Regions from separate parts of the Homo sapiens genome. Here region 2 is linked to region 1. The links are chromatin contacts, found by Hi-C in ENCODE. All regions are on one chromosome and are shown on one strand. Each heading gives the region's core, a stretch centred on a gene start or an enhancer-like site at or near the end of the contact. The rest is flanking DNA. Distances are from core to core; before and after follow the strand shown. Region 1 overlaps LOC105376481 (a long non-coding RNA gene). Region 2 overlaps LINC02664 (long intergenic non-protein coding RNA 2664).

Evidence for each region. Hi-C counts contacts between places; a loop is a spot of excess contacts on that map. Pooled maps may share reads with other maps.
Region 2: a loop to region 1 is called in a map of sciatic nerve, with 30 times the contacts of the local background. The contact joins two enhancer-like sites. A Hi-C loop is called at or near these places in 2 of 168 maps with a recorded cell type or tissue (heart left ventricle and sciatic nerve) and 2 of 50 pooled maps.

The regions. Positions count from the first base shown.
Region 1 is chr10:31,154,583-31,161,794 of GRCh38, forward strand. It overlaps LOC105376481 (a long non-coding RNA gene), which reads left to right. Exons shown (of 3, transcript XR_001747410.3): 3 at 811-1,347. Among named protein-coding and RNA genes, the nearest start is that of LINC02664, 30 kb to the right of the region's middle. Within about 2 kb of position 2,994, at least 16 of the 41 ENCODE cell types and tissues checked have a DNase peak (open chromatin) inside an H3K27ac peak, as active enhancers do.
Region 2 is chr10:31,200,190-31,207,401 of GRCh38, forward strand. The region is part of intron 1 of LINC02664 (long intergenic non-protein coding RNA 2664); the gene reads left to right. Among named protein-coding and RNA genes, the nearest start is that of LINC02664, 16 kb to the left of the region's middle. Within about 2 kb of position 4,129, at least 3 of the 41 ENCODE cell types and tissues checked have a DNase peak (open chromatin) inside an H3K27ac peak, as active enhancers do.

The sequences.
Region 1 (7,212 bases), core at 1,744-4,243:
TTAAACAACCACTTCTCATAGGAACTAAGAATAAGAATTCACTCACTCCTGCAAGAATGGCACCAAGCCATTCATGAGGGATCTACCCCCATGGCCCAAATGCCCCGCACCAGGCCCCACCCCCAACAGTGGGGATAAAATTTCAACATGAGACTTGGTGAAGACAAACAAACCATACCTAAACCACCACAGTCTCCATTCAAGGAGAACTGATATTGAAGCACAGTCTTCTCTTGACCCAACCACCCTTTCCATCAGATCCTCCAAAGGCCAAAAAAACATTTAGCTAGTTAGACAGTCCAGAAAGAGGAATTTCTTATCAGAAAGGGCTCTGCAAGAAGACCAACCTGACTTTCCCCCTCCTTCTCTTCTTTACTACGTTCTTTGCCTGACTTAGCCAGGCAAGCTCTTACCGCAGTCTACTCTTCTTGATGGCACTGATGGGAAGGAAGTAGAAGAGACCCACATCTAAGTTTTCTTATAAAAACTTCTTGATCATTTTGGTCAAAAGTACAGTGAGCACATGGTGTGTATATAAATGTACCTAAACCATTGAAATAGCTGGGGATGTGCAGTCATAAGTCACTTAATGTGCTGTTAGGTGATTTCATCATTGTGCAAACATACCGGAGTGCACTTACACAAACCTACATGGTTGAACTTCCTACACGCCTAGGCTACATGGTATAGCCTATTGTTCTCAGGCTGCAAACTTAACCCAGGGTCCCTAGGTTTTTGGGTATGGACTGTGAAAAAGTACCCACTAGTACCTGTTGTACCTTAAGTTCTTCTTGTTTCCAAAAATTCCAGGAAGAAGCTCAGCCCTGGAAAAGCAAAAACCCATTGGATCCAGAGGTGCCTGAGTTGGAGATGAACTTTGGAACTTCCCTCATAACCGTACTAAAATCCCTGACCAGAGAGTAACTTATTTGCCATTTTCTATACATGTGACATATGTAGAAGCATGATCAATGACAGCACATGTGCTATTAATATCTTGCTCCATCTCGACATACAGTGACTCAGCTCACCAGGCCAACAAAAGGCCTGTTTTCACCTTTGATTGGAGGAGGCACTCCTTTGAGAACTATCCCCCATGTCCTCCTCATTTGTTGCCACTAATAAAATCCCTTTAAGTCCCCATTGCTTAAGTCCCCATTGGTTGTGGTCACTGGACTGCCACCTGCCATGTGATGGCACTGACCCGTTGTATGGGTAACAAAACTTATACAGTGTATCACTGTCCTGGATACTGCAGGCAATTGGAATGCAATGCTAAGCATTTGCATAACTAAACATAGAAAAGGTACAGTAGGACTAGGTGTGATGGCTCACACCTGTAGTCCCAGCACTTTGGGAGGCTGAGGCAGGCAGATCAGTTGAGCCCAGGAATTTGAGATCAGCCTGAACAACATGGAGAAATGCAGTCTCTACAAAAAATACAAAAATTAGCTGGGAGTAATGGCCTGTGCCTGTAATCCCAGTTACTGAGGAGGCTAAAGTGGGAGGATCCCTTGAGCCCAGGAGTCTGAGGCTGCAGTGAGTCATGATCTTGCCTCTGTGCTCCAGCCTGGGCAATAGAGTGAGACCCTGTCTCAAAAAAAAAAAAAAAAGATACAGTAAAACTATGGTATTATAGGCCAGGTGTAGTGGCTCACGCCTGTAATCTCAGCACTTTGGGAAACCAAGACAGGTGGATTGCTTGAGGCCAGGAGTTCAAAACCAGCCTGACCAACATGACGAAACCCCATCTCTACTAAAAATACAAAAAATTAGCCAGGTGTGGTGGTGGGCACCTGTAATCCCAGCTACTAGGGAGGCTGAGGCAGGAGAATCGTTTGAACCCGGGAGGTGAGGGTTGCAGTGAGCCGGGATCACGCCACTGTACTCCAGCCTGGGCAACAAGACTGAAACTCTTGTCTCAAAAAAAAAATGGTATTATAATTTTATGGGATCAATATCCTTCATGTGTCTGTTATTAACTGCAATGTTGTTATACAGTGCATGACTCTTCTTGGTCTGGACCACCTGGGACCTGGTTGAAGAGACTAGATACCAGCTAGTTCAGCCTTTATCTTGACAAAATCAAAAGAGTTGCCAGAAAGTCCTAGAATCGCCAGTTGTATTTTAAATATTGTGCATATAAATATAATGAGCAGTATTTGGTTTTACTACCATCATTTATTTCAGCATAATTAAAGCCATTTCTTCTTTAAAAATTGACTGTCGTATTTATATTTATAATCTGAGTTCAAGATTCTAAATTTTACTAATTCTTTTACTATTTCATCTTTTAAAAAATTATCTAACATATGGAAAGAAAAGGGAAAGATTACTCATTTAACTGGAATCATGTTTGAAACACTCTGAATATATTTCCTAACATTTCCTGATTGATTGCCTGGGAAATAAATATGCCCAAATGGTAGCATTATATTTATAATTCTAAGTCAGGAATATTTCCCTTATTGCTCTGCCTCTGAAATAGAGTCCCAAGAAAGTGCATAAAATATCAAAATAGTGTTTTCAATATCTGCCAAACCTGAACGTTTGCATCTCAGAAAGCAAATGTGCAACTAGTGAGTAAACTGCCTCTTTGTCAAACATAAATGTGGCAAATTCTAAGGCAACTCCTTTTCGACTAAATTGTCTCAGCATGCAGAGCAGCAGGGAGAATGTTTGCTATAGGACACAGGCAAAAAAACAATCTTTATGTTATTTTTTCCAGGAGGGTATTACATTACGTTTCAGAGAGAAATGATGAGCTATTCATGATGAAATGGCACATTTTCTTGCAGAATCACCTACTCTATTTAAATGTGTTCGATTCTTTAGAAGGTGTCCCTAATGTCCCACTGAGTCACAGTCTCCTCCCTGCCTCCTCTCCAAGTTCTTCCTTCCTAGCAGAGGAGATGTTAATGAATTCTGAAACATGACTCCTTGCTCTGGATGTCCACGTAGCCTGACCTCTCTAGATCCACTCTGACAGCACATACATGCTTTTCAAGAGGCACAATTTTGTCTTGTCTGGAGAGCAATGTAATTAGAAAGCAATTTGGCCCACACACGCAGCTTCCATGGTCACTTGGCACAGCCTCAGCCTCCTTCTGGCGGGGCTGGTTTTGTTCTGCTTTGGCTGGCCTCCTAGATGTCTAGCGGCTCAGTGATCCTCGTCCTCGCTTGCTCGGAGCCCAGGCTTGGCCAGACTTAGAGAGTGTCAGGTGCTGTCTGCTGGGAAGCCGTGGGGGCTGCACTGGAGCCCCACGTCGGCCCCATGTCCCACATGGCCTCCGGACATGTGCGGTGACGCCTCTGCACAAAAGAGACTCAGAGACCTGACATGAGCGGCCCAACCACTCTGTCTGGCTGGCTTCCTTGACTTTATTTGCTGAGCATCCAGAGGACAAAGAGAATCCGGTGGCACATCCAGCCCCCCAGATCTCCCTTATTACATTGCTCACAAATTTTTCCTCATCCCCCAGGCTCCAAATTGGCAGTGATCTTTAATTCTGCTCCCTCCATTTGTCTCTGCGTCCAACAAGTTACCATATCCTACACATTTGGCCTTCTCATTTCTGCCCTCGATACTGTAATTCAGGCCTCTTATCCAACCATTGTAACAGCCTCCCAGCTGTTATTTCCACACGGAACTCCACTTCCTCCAATTCTATTATAGCATTTCCCGGTAGTCAGATTAGTTTTCCAAATATATAGCATTGGCAATGTTATAATATCATCCTCCTGCTCACAAATCTTCAGTGGTTTCTCATGGTCTATAGTTTCTTTATTTGTGCGTTCTGGCCCACTGCCTGTTTTTATAAATAAAGTTTTATTGGAACATAGCCACATCCATTTGTTTACGTATGGCTTATGGCTGCATTTGTGCTATGATAGCTGAGTTGAGTCATTGTGACAGAGACCACATGGCTTTCAAAGCCTAAAATACTATTTGGCCTTTTACAGAAAACATTTGCTGGCCTCTGCTCTAAACTGTGCTCCAGTTTTCCTTTCTGGTTTTCTTTCTTTCCTTTTTTTTTTTTTTTTTTTTTCGAGATAGAGTCTCGCTCTGTCGCCAGGCTGGAGTGCAGTGGCGCGATCTCAGCTCACTGCAACCTCCACCTCCCGGGTTCAAGCGATTCTCCAGCTACTTATTTCCCGAGTAGCTGGGAAATAAGTACACCCAAACGGTAGTATTGGGACTACAGGCACGTGCCACCATGCCCAACTAATTTTTTGTATTTTTAGTAGAGATGGGGTTGCAACACGTTAGCCAGGATGGTCTCGATCTCCTGACCTCGTGATCCACCCGCCTCGGCCCCCCAAAGTGGTTTTATTTCTTTATAGCCTGGGCTTTCATGCTGTCGTGCCTTGGCTTTCATTAATACACTCTCTGCTTAGGGAAATGCAACCCTCCAGGCCCATTTCAGGGGGACCCTCTGCATGGAGACTTTCCTAACTTCTGTTTCAATGTGACCTCCCCTCACTTTTTACTTCGCTATGGCATGTTGAGTGTTCTGGCTTTTACTACAAATATTAATCAGTATCCTATTGCTTCTCCTCTCACCCCAGTCTCTAAGCTCCTTAAAGGCAGAAGTTATGTCTTATCCATCTTTAAATCTCCCCAGGGTCACCTGAATATAGTTACTTAATAGATATTTGGAGATTTTCTTGACTCGGAAACTAGGAGTCTTTTCTTCCAGTGGCTTCCAGAATAGATAATCAACATTCCCCTACTGGGGAGAAACAAGGTGGGAGAATGAATACAACCTATGCTCCCCTAGGAAGGTTTTAAGAATTTTATTTTGTGTTTCTTGTTTTGTTTTGTTCTTGTGCATAAGAGATTAAGGAAATACACAGCTACTTTATAAGAGACTCCTTAAGAAAGAGATGGAGGCAGGACCAAGGAATGCACAAAGGATGGGGTATTTTGCCATAAAAAGTAACTGCAATACACTGAATGTGTCCCCCAAAATTCATGGTTTTAAAAAATTAAATAACTGCTTTTATTGAGATATAATTTGATGTTTTGATATGCATATGTATTGGGAAATGATTACTATAGTCAGGCTAATTAACATATCCATTACCTCACATAATTACCTTATTTTTGTAATGAGAACACTTAAGATTCACTGTCTTAGCAAATTTCGAGTATACAATGCAGCATTATTAGCTATAGTCACCATGATGTACATTAGATTTCTAGAAGCTACTTCATCTCAAATAAATGAAAGTTTATACCTTTTGACTAACGTCTCCATTTCTCCCAGCTCTCAGCCCCTAGAAGCTGTAGAGATCCATGTTTTCGCAAATGACAGGATTTAGAATTTCCTTCTTTTTTAAAGCTGAATAATATTCCAGTGTGTGTGTGTGTGTGTGTGTATCACACACACATGCATCTATGTATTATCTATCTATCCATCTATTCTATCTATCTATCTATCTATCTATCTATCTATCTATCTATCTCTCTATCTAGCAATTTCTTTATCCATTTACCTGTTGACAGACACAGATTGTTTCCACATCTTGGTTAGTGTGAATAATGCTGCAATGAACATGGGAGTGTAGCTATCTCTTCAATATACTGATTTTATTTTCTATAACTTTGTAATATACTTTGGGATTGAGAAGTGTGATGCCTCCAGCTTCATTCTTTTTTTTCTCGAGACTGCTTTGGCTATTCAGGATCGCTTGTTGTTCCATACAAATTTTATGATTATATTTTCCATTTCTGTGAAAATTACCACTAGAATTTTGATGGGCATTGTGTTGAATCTCTGGATAACTCTGGGTTGTATGGACATTTTAACAATATTAATTCTTCCAGTCCACAAACACAGAATATCTTTCCATTTGTGTCTTCTTCAATTCCTTTCATCAATATCTTATAGTTTTCTATGTAATAGATCTTTCACCTCCTTGTTTAAATATACTTCTAAATACTTTATTATTTTTTATGCTATTATAAATGAGATTTTTTATTGATTTCCTTTTTGGATAATTTGTTGCCGGTGTAAAGAAACACTACTGATTTCTGCATGTTGATTTTGTATCCTGCAACTTTACTGAATTTATTAGTTCTAACAGTTTTTTATAGAGTCTTTAGGGTTCTGTACATATATAATCATATCATTTGCAAACAGAGATAATTTTACTTCTTTCTTTTTTATTTGGATGCCTTTTATTTCTTTTTCTTGTCTAATCACTCTGGCGAGAACTTTTAGTACTATGTTGAATAGAAGTCATAGTGTGGACATTCATGTACCAGACCTTACAGGAAATGCTTTCAGATTTTCTTCAATGATTATGACATTTGCTGTGGGTTTTTCATAAATGGCCTTTAATCTGTTGAGGTAAGTTCATTCTATACCTATTTTTTGAGAGTTTTTAGCAAGAATGGATATTGAAATTTGTTAAGTGATTTGTGTGCATCTATTAGGATGATCATGTGATTTTTATCTTTCATTCTGTTAATACAGTGTATCATGTTGATTGATTTGTATATGTTGAACCAATCTTGTATCCCAGGGATAAATCCCACTTAGTCATGGTGTGTAATCTTTTTTATGTGCTGCTGGACTTTGTTTGCTAGTAATTTAGTTTGCTGGTATTGAGGGTTCTTGCTTTTTATTTATCAGAGATATTTGCCTTTAGTTTTTATTTTTCTTCCTTGTGGTGTCTTTGTATGATTTTGATGTCAGGGTAATGCTGGGTTCACAAAATGAATTTGAAAGTATTTTCTCTTCTAGTTTTCAGAAGAGTTTGAGAAGGATTGCTATTAATTATTCTTTGACTGTTTGATAGAATTAATCAGTAAAGCCATCAGGTCCTGAGCTTTTCTTTGTTAGAAGGTTGTTGTTTACTGATTTAATTTTCTTATATCTTATTGGTCTCTTCAGGCTTTCTATTTCCTCTTGATTAAGTCTTAATAGGTTACATATTTATTGCAGCACATCCATTTCTGCTAGGCTATCCAATTTATTGGTGTGCAATTGCTCATAAAAGTCCCTCATGATCCTTTTTATTTCTCAGGCATCCACTGTAATGTTTTCTCTTTCACTTCTGATTTTGTCTAGTTAAGGGTTTGCAAATTTTGTTTATTTTTTTCGAAAACTCAGTTCAGCTTTGATGATTTTTCTGTTCTTTCTTTTAATTCTGTATTTGATTTATTCCCACTCTAATCTTTATTATTTCTAGCTAACTTTGGGA
Region 2 (7,212 bases), core at 2,879-5,378, 47 kb after region 1:
TCCCCAGTACTCTTCCTACTATAATTCTTGGTGGCTGCAATATTCTTGCAGATGCTGCTTCTAATATCCTGGCTCCTTATTCCTGGACCTTCACTTTTCCAGTGATCTTGTCCTCCACTCCACTTTAGCCACCACCTCCCATGGTCAAACCTAGACCTTGTCTTTACCAATAACTACAATCCTTCTGTTGTAGGCAGAATAACGGACCCCCCCTCCAACCCTCACCAAAGATGTCTACTTTCTAATCCCTAGAATCTGTGAAAATGTTACATTACATGGCAAAGGGAAATTGAGGTTGCAGATGGAATTAAGGTTGCTAATCAGCTGACCTTAAGTAAGGAGACTATGCTGTATTATTCAGGTGGCCCCAGTGTAATCACAAAGGTCCTTAAATATGGAAGGCAGAAATGGAGGTCAGAAGGCTGTTCTGGATAACTCTACCCGCTATCACTGGATTTGCAGATGGAGGAAGACGGCCATGAGCCAAAGAATGTGGTTGGCTTCTATGTCCTGGAAAGGACCAGGAAATGGATTCTTCCTAGAATATCCAGAAAGGAACAAAGCCATGTCAACATCTTTATTACAGCCCAGTGAAATCCATTTCAGAATTCTGATCTCTAGAACTACAAATCACACATTTGTGTTGTTTTAAGCCAATAAATTATGATAATCCATTACAGCAGCAGGAGGAAACACATACACCTTCCTTTCATTAGCAGATGAGGCCAAGGTTGCCTTCATGCAACCCACTCTATTTTTGCAATTTACTTCCTCTAGTACCCAACTCTGATAACATTTTGATCCCACTAACTCCTGCAATCCATTGATCCTATAACCTTTTTACTGCCTCTCATTCGACTCCCCTCTGTTTTTCCTACTTGAGCAGCTCAGATTCGATGACCAAGTGCTGGAATCACTCACCTGCAGCTCTCAACTGCAGAGTAATTCAATTAAATCCAACCCTCTTCCTATCTTGTACTTGAATCTGCTAGTTGAACATGGTTGAAAACAACACACAGCCAATCTGATTGGTCTCACTTTCAGTCCCTGACTCTAATATCACGTGGGATCTTAGTGTGCCAGGAAGTTCTTGCTGGGATTTCATGATCCTTCCCTCTCTAACTTTCCTAGGAGACTATTTCACAAATTGTCTTCTCTCTGGAAATAACCAAATTCTTTTTCTCTGTCTTCACTCTCTGCTGATTTTGTGTGTATGTAACCTTATTTCTTATTCCATTGAGAAAACAGATGATCAGAAGAAGACTTCCTTAAATCCCCACGACCCTACACACCCGCTCACCCACCTACACGTCTTCCCTCCCATAGCTGTGAACCACTGGTGAGGGCATCTATGGAAGTTCCGCCCCCCCGTTGCAGGGAAGACTCACCAGTCACATCTCCTGCTTCTGTCTCCTTTGGTCCCATGAAAACACTTTTCTCACTCTCCACTGGATCACTCTCATTGGCATACAGACATCCTGCTATTTCTCCTGTCTTAGAAGAACCATCTCTGGGCCCCACATCCCCCTCTGTCCCTGCCCTACTCCTCTGCCCCCTGAGAGATGTCTGCACCCCTCTCCTCCTCCCATTTTCTCTTGAACTCACTCCAGTAGGGTTTTTGTCCTCTCCTCTCCCCTGAAACTGCTGTTGTCCAAGTCACCAAGGGTCCCCCAAGGCTAAATCCAGTCATCAGTTTCCAGCCCTCATCTTACCTGACCTATTGGTAGCACCAGATACCATCTTTGGTCTGGATTTTTGCAAAATGTCTCTAACTGGGTTCCCATCTCCTGCCTTTGGGAACGTGCAGTCTATTTTCTACTGGGCAGTGGAAGATTTCTGTTTCATTTTGGTTTTAGTGAGTCAGATTAAGTTGCTCCTCAGCTAATCACACTCTAATCACCTCTCAGCTCACTCAGGTAAAAGCCAGACTTCTCTCAGGGGCCTTCAAGTGCTGTAAAAAATGGCCTGAGGCCCCTGCCCTCATCTGCAGACACGCCCTGGGCTCACTCTGCTCTAGCCTCGGACCTCCTGGCGGCTTCTCAAACTCACCAAGCACCTTTCTCCCTCAGAGCCTCTGTCCACTGACTGTGCCCTCTGCCTAGAACAGTCTTCCCCAGAGGCTGGTGTGGCTTGTTCCCTTCTCCTTCCAGATTTCTGATCAAGGTGGTGTTCCTGACACCCTCCAACACAAAGAAAAAGCACCTCCTGCTCTGCCCCACCCCTGCTTCTTCGCTTTACCTTATATTTTTTCCATGGCATGTATCATTATCTGAGTTTTATATATGTAATATTATTCAGTTACATATAATACATTATATACTAGTACAGTCCTATGCCCCATAATGACATTCTGGTCAAGGACGGGCACATATAGGACATTAGTTCCATAAGATTCTTATATCATTATTTTCCTGTACCTTGTCTATGTTTACATATGCCTAGATACACAAATATTTACCATTGTGTTCCAGTTGCCTAATGGCGTTTAGGACAGCTACATGCTGTACAGGTATGCAGCCTGGAAGCTATGGGCTACACCACACAGCCTAGATGTGTAGTAAGCTAGACCATCTAGGTTTGTGTGCACTCTGTGATGTTCGCACAATGACAAAATGGCCTAATGATGCATTTCTCAGAACATATCTTCATCATTAAGTGAGCCGTGGCTGTATATAATATATTGATGTAATATATAATAATTATGTAATATATTATATACGTATATTAAATGTATGTATGGATACATACAGTATATATATGCATGTGTGTATTTATATGTGTGTCTGTCTACATATGCATGCATAATTATTTCCCTCACCAACTAAAATATAAATGCCATTGAGGCAGGGAGTTTTTTTGTTCCTGGCTATACCTCCAGCACCTAGGAAAGTGCCCTGTGTAGCATTTAATAAGTTTGTTGAATCAATAAAAGAAAAAATAAATGAATGAATGAATTTAAGTAAAGTTGAACACACACTCAAATGGATCATAGCTTGACTGTAGATCTTTGCTGTCATTGTTTTGCAGCCAGGAAGGCAAGATGAGCTTCTCCTAGCTTTGTGTGTGTCAGCTTCAGCACTTATCAAATATTGATAAGTTTGATCTTGGGAGTTAGTCTACCTAATGTGTTTCAAACCTCAAGAGGCATCTTCTCTAGGGAAGTCCTAGAGTCCTGTGATGTCACCACTACCTAGATTTCCTTTTTGTCTTTTGACAATCTTCCCTTAAATGTACCCTTCTCAGGGGATAAAAATAAGGAATAGAAGTTAATTATTGATGTTGTCAGTGAAAGTTTTCTTGGATATATGTGAAAAACATTGCCTTTTTTCAGGAGAAGCTTACCAGGGTAAAGAAGCACTGTGTTCTCCATGGTGAAAGCGAGAAGCTCAATTCTAAAACACCATTTGAAAATCACGTCTGTCCAATAAACATTGTATAATGATTGGGATACCCTAATACCATTCTTATATTTACTAATGGATGTGCGGAAATACATACTCCTAGAAAAATTAATCCAGTTAAATTTTTCTCTTTCATTTTTAACTTCTTTAAGCCTCAAAAACCCAAGAGTGTAGGATACATTTATAGCTGGGTTATTGTAGCTATTTTCAGTTTTAACTATTCCATGTTCCCATCCTCTCACAAGGAAATGTTAGCAATTCATGGTTAATCTGGGCCATGAGCAGAAAGAATTTTTTCCCTTTCTCTTATTTTGAGGTAAAGGAAAAATTTCTGTAGAAACATATGTTTTTGGAAACGCTGGACTTAGAGAACACTTTGTGGTGCAGAACTATGGAATCTTGAACAGAGCAAACACTGCACTACTTATATCCATCCCTCAGAATGAAAGAGTAGATACAGCACACGTAATAGTGGGAAACTGAGGTTTGCCAGGGCTTAGACAATGTGTTTATGAGCAATTCAAGGGATCTTAAATGGTGGATAAGTTATTTTCAATGTTTCTGTAATTCTAAAGTGCAGGAATGATGCTGCATGATAGTTGACCAACAATGGCGGGTGTTAAGAATTCCATTCATTGGGTATTAATAGCATCAGGATTATAACTGTCTTACACCCTTGCTTATTTCATAATCTATTTCTGGAACTGGAGATTTGGAGGTTCGCCAGGTCTGCAATCCTGTCAGCTTTGACTTGATCAGTGGGAGCCAAGCGCATTAACCCAAAAGATTCAACTGAGAGGCGGGGGTGGAAAAGGAAAACTTAAAGTCTAAGTTTGTTGGAACCCTGCACAAAAGGAATTGTACAGTCTAGATAACTATCTGGGAGAGTTGCTAACAACTGGAGAGTAGCTGAATGGCCTGATATGGGAATTCAGAGAAGTTTATGGCAAAGTGAGTGTTAACTAAAAAATATATAATTCATTCATTTATTCATTCACTAACAAAGCCATAATTAAGCACCTACCTTGTGTTTGGCAAATGGCAGAGAGCAGGTGTGTATGCCAAAATTATTTTGGGGGATAGAGATTTAAGAAGGCCACAAGTGTGATGAAAATGTTATCCAAAAGGGCCTGGTTCCACTTCTTAGCTGCTTGACCTTGGATAAGTTGCTTAACTTTTCTGAGTCTGTAGAATGGGAATAATTAACTCCCAGGTTAAAAGACTTCTGAGGATTTAGTGAGACAATTCTATGAACAGTAAGACAATGACTTGGAAAGCATCTCACATGGTTCATGGTCCATGAAAGGCATTCATGTTTCTGTCCTCTTCTCCCAAGAAAGGTGTGTTAGTCTTTTCTGCATTGCTATAAAGGAATACTTGAGACTGGGTAGTTTATTTTTAAAAAGAGGTTTATTTGGCTCACAGTTCTGCAGACTGTACAAGAAGCATGGTGCCGGCATCTGCTTCTGGTGAGGGCCTCAGGAAGCTTCCAATTATGGCAGAAGGTGAAGGGGGAGCAGGTACATCACCTGGTAAGAGAAGGAGCAAGAGAGATGCTATGTGCTTTTAATCAACTAGCTCCTGCGTGAACTAACTCATTACCATGGGGAGGGCACCAAGCCATTCATGAGGGATCCGCCCCCATAACCCAAACACCTCCCACTAGGCCTCATCTCCAAAACTGGAGGTCACATTTCAACATGTGATTTGGGGGCAGGACAAAACGTCCAAAGTATATGAAAAGGAAATCGCTCTGAGCGATTCCCGAGGGAGGTAGGAAGGAGTCCTGGGAAGCAGGTCTGGCTCTGAGAGATGGCACTCCTGGATTCTGTGTAGTCTATGTAGAGAAACACCCCATGCTCCCCATGAAATGCATGACTCAGTGTTTGAGTTGAGTTCCTCGGACCTTATAGGTTGGCAGTGGTGCCCAAATGCTTCCCTTTGCTCACAGCTGAAGAGGAAAAATTTGAATTATGACTGAAGAAAATGTCAACTGTAAATGCAGCCTTTAAAATTGAGTCGTATGAAAGAAGTCATTATTTGAAAAAGATACTTGCACACGCGTGTTTATAGCAGCACAATTCACAATAGCAAAATCGTGGAACCAACCCAAATGCCCATCAGTCAATGAGTGGATAAAGAAACTCTGATATATATATATGATGGAATACTACTCAGCTATAAAAAGGAATGGATTAACAGCATTTGCAATGACCTGGATGAGATTAGAGACTATTATCCTAAGTGAAGTAACTCAGGAATGGAAAACCAAGCATCGTATGCTTGTTATGCATCTTATGATATGTGGGAGCTAAGCCATGAGGACACAAAAGCTAAGCTACGAGGACGCAAAAGCGTAAGAATGATACAATGGACTTTGGGGACTTGGGAGAAGAGTGGGAGTGGGGCGAGAGATAAAAGATAACAAATATGGTGCAGTGTATACTGCTCAGGTGATGGGTGCACTAGGTTCTCACAAATCTCCACTAAAGAACTTACTCATGTAACTAAATACTACTTGTACCCCCAATAACTTATGGAAAAATAAAATTAAAAAAAATTGTGTCGTATGTAAAGTGACATGCTGGAGAAGGATGTGCTTTGGTCATTTCTGAAAGTCTCCACCAACTGCAGGTTCAGGAAACATTTTGTACTGGCATCAGGCAACTCCCGGTCTCAATAGGATGACATTACCAAAGCTGGAGTCTCTGTTTGGTCCTGCAGTATAGCACAAAAGGCGCTAGGAATAGCAGGCGGGGCTGCCAGCAGCACTATCAGCGAAGCAGGTGTCTATACTGCCCTCTTGCCCAGTTCCATAAGCAGCTTCCCAGTGGCTTCTGGGGCTGGATCAAGTAGATTCTCTTTCAAGTCCCTGCCAGAAAGAACCAGGGCCTCAAAAAATAACCAAAAAAAAAAAAAAAAAAAATCAATCCAAATAGTGTCTTGTTTCTAAACTGCTATGTATTTTTTTTTCTCTTTTTGGAGACAGGGTCTTGCTCTGTTGCCCAGGCTGGAGTGCAGTGCCACAATCATAGCTCACTGCAGCCTCAAATCCCTGGGCTCAATCTATCCTCCTACCTCAGCCTCTCAAGTAGCTAGGCCTACAGGTGCACACCATCACATTTGGCTAATTTAAAAATTTTTCTTTTAGATGCAGAGTCTTGCTATGTTGCCCAGACTGATCTTGGACCCCTGATCTCAAGCGATCCTCCCACCTTGGCCTTCCAAAGTGCTGGTATTATAGGCATGAGCCACTACACTTGGACCCAAACAGGTATCTGTTAAACTGGCTTTACCTTCATTCACCTTTTGAGCCTGAGAGTGAAAGGAGAACTGTTACCTGCCAAGTCTGCAGCAGAAGGAGTGAGTGTGGTAGCTGGATCACCAGATCTCGGCTCCAGCCCACCCTTGTGGCTGGTACACTGGGGTAGGTTACACAGACCCTGCAGGTAACGAGGCTGAACCCGAGGCTGAGGCTGAGCCCGAGGCTGTCTGCCTATATGATGGGGAGAAATGATAATCGCTCATGGTTCATTGAGCTGTTGAGGGCTAAATGAGCTAATATGTGAAAGGGATCAGGACAGTCCTCAGCGCCTCATTGGACTTCCTAAGTTAACTCTCACTGCTCCATTGGCTGAGGACTTCACTTATCACAGCCTGAGAAGAGGTGGCTGCCTGTGTGGAGCAAGTTAGATGCCCGAGGCCCTTTATGCCATGAATGGGACACAGCAAAGGGTGGGGTGAGAAGTGCCCTGGTGAGGTTGGCCACCTTTTGGCTTTGGGACCTTGGGCTTGGTAATTAACCAGGCCT